Linked DNA regions of Mus musculus: region 2 is linked to region 1. A link is a loop called in an ENCODE intact Hi-C map of the cell type or tissue named here. Cell type or tissue: left cerebral cortex. All regions are shown on one strand.

Region 1 (4,000 bases):
TCTGATCTACAAGAGGGAAATTTTCATACCTGACATAGTAATTACTATCAATAGTCCTTGGATAGGAGGGCATTGTAGGTTCCCTCAGGTATAACCTACTATTTTATTATTTTAATAAATGGTCACTGTCAAATGCCTTCTATATATTTATGTGTATATCCAGAGACCTGGTTGCTCTCAAGCATTGTCAGAGAAGTTTCTTTATGTAGTGGGTACCAGTCAAAAGAGAGATATAACTGCTTAAAATACTGAGACTAAGACACTGAGTATTCAGCTCTAAACAGGGCACCTATATCAAACCACCCTCACCAAAGCCCAAGGGTCATCACAGAAGATAATATGAGTAGAATGTAAGAGATAGAGGATGAGGTTTGGATGCCATGAAATGCTGTTTACTGGATGTAAGACCTGAACCAAATCAAGCCACCCAAAATCCCGTCATAGATGAAATAGCTGACCTCCAGACAGTGGAGAGTTGCTGGGGAAGGGAGACTCATTCTTTTCTAAGGTGTGGCTCATTCTTTTCTAAGGTATTGTTTATGCTGCAGAGGGTGGTTGCACCTATGAATATATTGGCAGCACTAACTAGACTTAGACTATCAGAGGGAGGGGGAGAAACAAAGTTGGGAGGAGCATGTTTAGAAAAGTAATTTGGGGTAAATGAGATCATACTTCATTGAATGCACATATGATATTTTCAAAAATGAAACTCCTTTGCAAAAAAAAGTTATAGCTTCAATACATTGATGGAAGCACAACTCAGTTCCTATCCATGAGTCTGTCTCTGAATTGGGACATCTAACCTCTGGGTTATGAAACAATTGTTTCTGTTATTTTAAGCCTCCCAGGTTGTATTAATAGTACTTTTGCTGACAACCCCCAAAAAACTAATACATGAGGCATGCTCATAGCTGCTTTGGTGTGAGGTATCTGTTTTGTACGTGTCAGGAGTTAAATTTACCACTGGGCACAATTCAACCCACATCCCAAGCAAAATCATCAAGGATTTCTTTTCTTCAACTCTCAGCTTCACTTTCCTCTATATGATGGAATTCTCAGATCAACTCTCCTTCCTGGTGATCCCTGGGAAATTCTTCTTTATATTGTATTGTCTTAACAGTCCCAGCAAAAATAACAAACTTTGGTACCATGAGATCATCTCCTTCCTCAAAAGTCCAAAACTACCTAGTCTGAATTTCATTGGCCCAGTTATATGTCCATCCCTAAACCAATCACTGTAGCTGGAAAGAAGCAATATTTATATAAACAGAAAGTGGAAATGGGTGGGAATCTGACTTTGGTACCAAAACAAACTCCAAAGAGCTGCAAAGGCATAAATCATGAAATTTCAGCAAACTGAAGTTTATAAACATCTATGAAATTCTCAGAAGAATATGAAATTCTCCTAGGAAGAATTATGGGTTGTAATGACAAACAACAGATTCAATTAAACAGGATTGGTTTACTCAAACAGAAAGTAAATTTTCTACTGTATTCCAATTTGGTAAAAAAAAAAAAAAAAAAAAAAAAAAATTTAAAAATAAAATAGAGGCTAGGAATAAGATGTAGGAGGCATGAGGCAGAGAAATCCAGCCAAGATTCTGTCTGTGTTCTACCAGCCAAAGAACAGACAACAGAGATATCTTCATGGCCTCTGCATATGGACAGGAGATGAGGCTGTGCCTTCCAACTCCCACCCTCTCACTCCCTCATCCCCCTACCCTCACCCCAACTTAGAATCGTTCCCAAAGAAATAGGGTGCCTAATGTTAGCAAAGAGAAAATTTCATGATCATTCTTTCTACTTAAGGATAATGAGAAAAGCCTGAATCATTCAGGAACCCAAGGTCAAGGTGAGTGAGGCATGGCTTCTTTAGAAACAACCATCAGTCAAGTCAGAGTAATGAAATCAAGCCTATCAACATGCCATTCACATTGTCAGAGGGAAGCAAGGCAAGCTCCTCTGTGAGTGAGAGGTGTCAGGAAGGGAGTAATGTCGTTTCAACTGGTGCTGAAAGCCAAGAATTAAGGTCTGAAGAGACTTCAGGGAAATGACATCCTGAGTGCATGCAAAAATAATAATAGTAAAATAAAGGCAGGCAATAAATAAGATATATTTTTTTAAAAAAATGTTTCTTCAAGCCACATCTCAGTACCTCAAAGATTATCTTTTAAAACAGCTGTTGCTCAACAACTACTTATGGCCTGAAATAAAGGAAAACACTCCCACGCCAACTTTACACTCGAAATAGAAGCTACAAAGACACAAAAATACCCAGGCCGCTATGGCAGCCTGATTCCAGGCTTTTTATGGAACAAAAAGCCATTTGGGCTCTCGAAGACCTCCCTCCTCCTCTCCCTGACTATTGTCCCGTCTCTCCCAAGCACACACTGCTGAGCTGGCAGCAGGGAACAGAGGAGAGCAGCCATCTGGAGCTGGAGCCAGCCTCCTGTTCCTCTGCACCCAGGCAAGCAGGTTCTTTCCAGGGACAGTGGCAATAAAATAAAAACTCTCACTACTGTGTGCTGAGCAATTGACACGGTGAGAGGTAGTCTGCAGCTTCTTGAAGGTCAAATCCTTTACAAACACCTACTAGGTGGGTAATCTGCTCGTTCTGCCTTCCTAGGTGAAGAAACTGTGGCAGAATGTTCATGCTCTTTCTCTCCAGCTATACAAAATAAGTGACTGAAATCTCTGTGTTCTCTTAGCTTGTGGAGGCTGGTCGGGGAGGAGTAGGAATGGACGAAGGTAAGGAATGAATAGTTATACTAAGCCAAATTCTGGACTAAGCAAGCTACAGAAAATCAAAACAGTCCAAATTTATGTAAACACAAGAGTGTGCTTAATCATAGGAGCTATATACAGTTTAAAAATTATTAATATAATCAGCGATATTTGTCTTATCAAAGAAAAATAAATCCACCCTGTAGCACAAGCCCAGTTCATTTAAATCTTTTTTTTCTTTTTTTTCTTTTTTTTTTTTTTTTTTTTTTTTTTTTTTTTTTTTTTGTTTTTCGAGACAGGGTTTCTCTTTATAGCTCTGGCTGTCCTGGTCTCACTTTGTAGACCAGGCTGGCCTCGAACTCAGAAATCCGCCTGCCTCTGCCTCCCGAGTGCTGGGATTAAAGGCGTGCTCCACCACACCCGGCAAAAGTTGTTTTTTTTTTTTTTTTTTTTTTAAAGATTTATTTATGTATGTGAGTACACTGTGGCTTTCTTCAGAGACACCACAAGAGGGCAACAGATCCCATTATAGATAGTTGTGAGCCACCGTGTGGTTGCTGGGAATTGAACCCAAGACCTCTGGAAGAGCAGTCAGTACTCTTGGTTAAGTACTCTGGGCCACCTCTCCTGACCTCCATTTAAATCTTTTAACCCCTTGACATGGACACCATTACTGCCCTCTGTTGGTAAAGTGAGGAATCACAAGGTCCCATCAGTTAAATGATTTACTTGGTGTTTAGGCTCAACCATACTGTGCATGCCTTCAAATAGTACACTAACCATAATATTGCCATTGTTGTTAGTGTGATAGAAATAATATAAGTGATTGTTTTCTTAGGGGGGTGAGGTTTGATATTTAGAGGCAGTCCATGTGACTTTGGATTTCAACTACAACATACAGTTGTATTATCATAGATAGGTAAGTCAGTCTCTCTGTGCATATTCATTTATTTATAAAAGAAAGGGAATAATAGTGTTTCTTTCACAAAATTATTAAGAATATTGAAATGAGAGCATCAGCTATAAGTGTTTAAAGAAATGCCTGGAAAAAATACATTAAATAAAATCCTGTTGCTACTGCTAATCTTTTTGAAAAAGAGAATAGAGTTACAGGGCATATGTTATGTACCCAAGACTACACAGGGAGAGGAAAACTAGAAAGAGGTTTTCGGACCTGTGCTGACCAATAGAGAAGGTAAAGTACAGAGAGGACCAGGGCTTCTTCTCACAGCCTTCAGAGGGCCACTTCAGACAAGCCTAGAGAAATGGTAGATCA
Region 2 (4,000 bases), 72 kb after region 1:
GACCACCCTGGTTCTTCATAAAACCAGCCCTCCAGGGGGCTCCTGCAATAGCACTAAGTTCCTACTTTGTTCAGTTCAGTACCTGCCATGTTTTTCTCTAATTGTCTATTTACACTGCTGCCTCCTCCATACCCATCCCAGGCTGAGAGCCTTGACAACAGAAACTGCAGCTGACTCATCTTTGTAGATACAGTGCCTTTCTGTATACCTTGGCAGATATCAGACACTCAATAAATTCTTGTTAAATGAATGAAGAAAGGAACAAACACACAGAGAACAAATTGGCATGTGTTCATGGAATGTCACACCTCAGCAATTGTAATGAAAGAAATCCATTCCATTGAAGCTTTTCTGTCTACAAAGAATTGTCTTATCCTCTGGAGCCCTTTAGAAGTAGTTTTGACAGATTCTACAGAGTTGTCAGAGGAAACATACTAAAGAAAAAGTCATATCTCTTGGGAATAGGCAGAAAGAGTCAGCAACAGAAGAAGCCTCAATGATGGTCTCTGACATTTCTGGCTCCTCAAGTTACAACACTATGAAACACTATGAACCTGTAGCTTACATACCATCTCTACTCTGGTGCAGGCAGGAAAAAAGTAATCACTGTTTGAACACACAAAAGAGGAGTTCTAAGTTACTATCTGACTTCCCATCCATACTAGATATATTTACTATTTCTTAAAGATATCAGATACCTCTTACCTGAAGGATGTTGAACTTTCTACTCCCTCTCCTGACTGCATATTTGCCCACATCACTTTCTTGCTTTATCCAAGCCTAAGATCACATTAACTAAAATCTTTCCCTGATCACCAAAGCAAAACTATGTATCTCACCTCTTGCAACCCTTTACTCTCCATTCTGCTTGAAGATGGAGCTGTAGAAAGAAGAGGATTGGGGAACAACGTGAGAGATGGTGCTCAATATCATCAAGGCTCTGTTCTCTCTGGTCTTTGTCTCTGCTCCGTTCAATTCCAACTTAACAAAACAGATTATGCATTTGTCATTTTCATGACTCAGTGAAGGACATTTCCCAGTCTCCCCCATGAGAATATGCTCAGAGAAATAATCCAGTTGGCCCATCTAAATCACCACCACATGAGAGGAAGTGCATTTTTAGTGGTTCTGCCTCAGGGTTGCCTATAAATTCTTTAGGATCTCATTCAGCCTCCAGCTTGTCACTACAACCAAAGTAAAGACTCATGCACTTTATCATGCCCAGCTGGACCTCAGCTATATAAACTGGAAATGAGTAAAACTTTAAGACCTAATTTGTCTCCACACAGAAAAGACTGCAGAACAATAGTTCAATTGCAAATTATTTTTTCGGTAGATAATATCCAAGTCAAGAGAGATGTACAGACTTGTGCCTATCCCATACAAAGAATTTGTAACCCTTGACACCAACTTTGAGCTCCTTGTTACTGTGTCATGCAGCTATTTTGTCCTCAACCACCATGAGGTGAAGTGAGGGAAGCAGGCAGGAGCTGCTATTATGGTCCTAGCCACTTGGAGGAAAAAAAAAAAAAAAAAAACAGAAAGCATGCTATAGCACACACAGGACTGCTTAGCCGGTGCCACAAAAACCTGGAAAGCATCACCTGGCAGATGGCAGAGAGAGGCAGCAGCCAATGGGATGGGAGTTTGCAGCCAGCATGGCAGATGCCAGGAGGCTGCAGCTATTCTGGGATGCAGGCAGCGACTGCTCCATCACACCAGCCCTGACAGTCCCTTCTTCTCTAGGGCAGGAAGAATGTCTCCAACCTCCTTCTAGGTCCTCACTAATTAATGTTGAGTCTGCTGCTGAAGACTTTAAGCTAAGCAATCAGGCCAAAGATAACTATCCCATTACAGAAACGAAAATTTCTAAATAGCATCTCCAATCTTGGCAAATGCTTAGTCATCATCCTTACTGGAACTTGACACCTACTTAGCACTCATCTGGTCCAAACGCCCATGTTATTAGATAGAGAAACTGAAGGCAGAAAGAAGATATAGTTTGCCCCCAGTGTTCCGCAGAAAACTTGAAGGAGAGCTCTGTGTCACCTGATATCTGAGTTCGGAACTCTTTCAACCCGAGCTGTTGAGTCCTAGGATGTGGTCTGATTCTCATTCTCGGTCTCATTGTTGTCCACCTTTTGAAGCATGCTTCCCTGGATGGATCAAGTCAGGATCTTTATGCTCACATTTCCCAATAAAGGCCATACTAGAACCTCAGGCATGATTTCCCATTTTAGCTCCCCTTTCCTACCCTCATATACTGAGAAGTGTACAGTATAGTCTTAAGACCCCCACTTGCTTTCTGGACAGAACTTGAGTTAACCCAGAGAATCCACTCTTCCTGGTCCCATGTCTTGGTCCTTCCTCCAGGGCAGTTATCTCTTACTTAGGCAAAAATATCTTTGCCCTAAAATACTTTCCAAAGAGACATCAAAACAAAAGAGTACTTAAGAAAAAAATTCCCTCCTCCTTTGTTCTTAACCAGTCTCAGCCTTCTTCCTACTGTCCGTACCTTCTCTGCCCGGGTGGACAACAGACGTTCACTTACTGAATTTGTAATTAAGGCATAGGCTCTACATGTAGCAAATAGACCAGAGTTCGAAGCTCTCTCTGCAACTGATTATAGCCTAGACACTTTCCATTTGCCCGTTTTCCATCTCGAGAAATGAGGTATGATGATATGATCCTCCTAGGGTTGGGAGTGATGGTGAATTCGGTTCCATGTCTAAGATACAGTAAGCTCTCAGTGTCTTTGAGTAACGTGATGATGATAATGTCTGCACAGCACATACTGATGGGAAGTGTCATCACTGCCTCCTCACACCTCCTGCTGCTCTCAGCCCCTTTAGCCTACTTCTGCCAGGAGACCTTTCCTGATCACATTCATCTCTTCAATACTTTTGTTTCGCCAAACTCCACTCTCATTCAGATAGTGCTAAGTTGAAATGCATGTCTGATCACTCGGAGTTGGCATTAGTCACGCCTCCTCACCTAAAACCACAAACTCCCATCAGGGAAAACCAAAGGCCTTTGTCCTCCCAACAATGCAGATTCCAGGGTCAGGTACAAAGAAGGTTCTTGGGTTTTAAAAAAAAAAAAAAAAGCTACTGAGTGAACAGTCAGAGCAAAGCCATCTCAGAACCTTCTACTTTCACCTTCGCTTGCTCTTTCAATCCTTGGAACCTCTGGTATAGTGACCAGACCTAGAAGTCTTCAAAGAGGGAGGTCAGCATGTTTTTGCTTGTGATCCAAAAGAGAAATTTAACAAGATATGTGCTCAACAACAAGATGTTCTTAGAAATTCTCAGAGGAAGAAAATGCTTTTTTCCATTTCCACAGGAAGATACCAAGGCTCAGAGAGGTTCAAAGATTGACCCATGCTCCCGCCAAAAAGAAAAAGAGCAAGGGCTTGCTATAGTACTCTTAACATCTCCTCTGTACAAGCTGCTGCAAAGAGATCATGTTAGTATCTCTGTCCTCAGCCACAGTAGTCTCAGCAATCCTTTCCCTTAGCCAAGAGGAGAGAGAAAGGTTTACGGGCTGGAACTGCTCTTATGGAAGGTGGAAACTCTATTCCTAGCACCCATATCAGGTAACATACCCTGTCCACAAACCCCCACACATACACACACATATCCACATGCTTAAAAATCATTTTAAAATAAATTAACATTTCACCTTATGATCTGAAAAGATGAAATAGAAACACTCTTCTTTATAGGAGTGCTCTAAGAATTAAATAAAATAGTCCATAGTCTCTGCATGGCACTTAATCTCATGCTTGGCATGAAAAGTGTTGAAAAATGTTATCTGTACCTTAATGTCCTCAAGAGCAAAGAACAGAGGCCTAGACTCCAAAGATGTGGAGAGAGGCTGTGTGTTTACATATGGAAAGGAGCTATGCTATGCCAGAGCCTATGAGGTTTGGTACAGAAATGGTTTTAGCAGCTAGGTTGGGTTGTCTTAAATATCCCAATTTGAGTTCCTATTAGGAAAA

What was found. Peaks named below come from ENCODE experiments on the same cell type or tissue, not always from the same donor. Only the 100,000 strongest peaks of a DNase experiment are listed, where the experiment ranks them.
Region 2: it touches region 1 in a loop (8-fold over the local background); 2 of 42 quality-filtered maps call a loop at or near these places.

The regions. Positions count from the first base shown.
Region 1 is chr2:85,283,213-85,287,212 of GRCm38, reverse strand. No RefSeq gene overlaps it. Among named protein-coding and RNA genes, the nearest start is that of Olfr987, 47 kb to the left of the region's middle. In left cerebral cortex, a CTCF peak has its summit at 3,357 (motif pointing left); DNase peaks (open chromatin) are centred at 1,668, 1,960 and 2,348; H3K27ac peaks cover 1,227 bases.
Region 2 is chr2:85,211,584-85,215,583 of GRCm38, reverse strand. It overlaps Gm13715 (a long non-coding RNA gene), which reads right to left. Exons shown (of 5, transcript XR_374759.2): 2 at 840-880. Among named protein-coding and RNA genes, the nearest start is that of Gm13715, 5.1 kb to the right of the region's middle. In left cerebral cortex, a CTCF peak has its summit at 1,521; DNase peaks (open chromatin) are centred at 1,108 and 1,644; H3K27ac peaks cover 1,193 bases.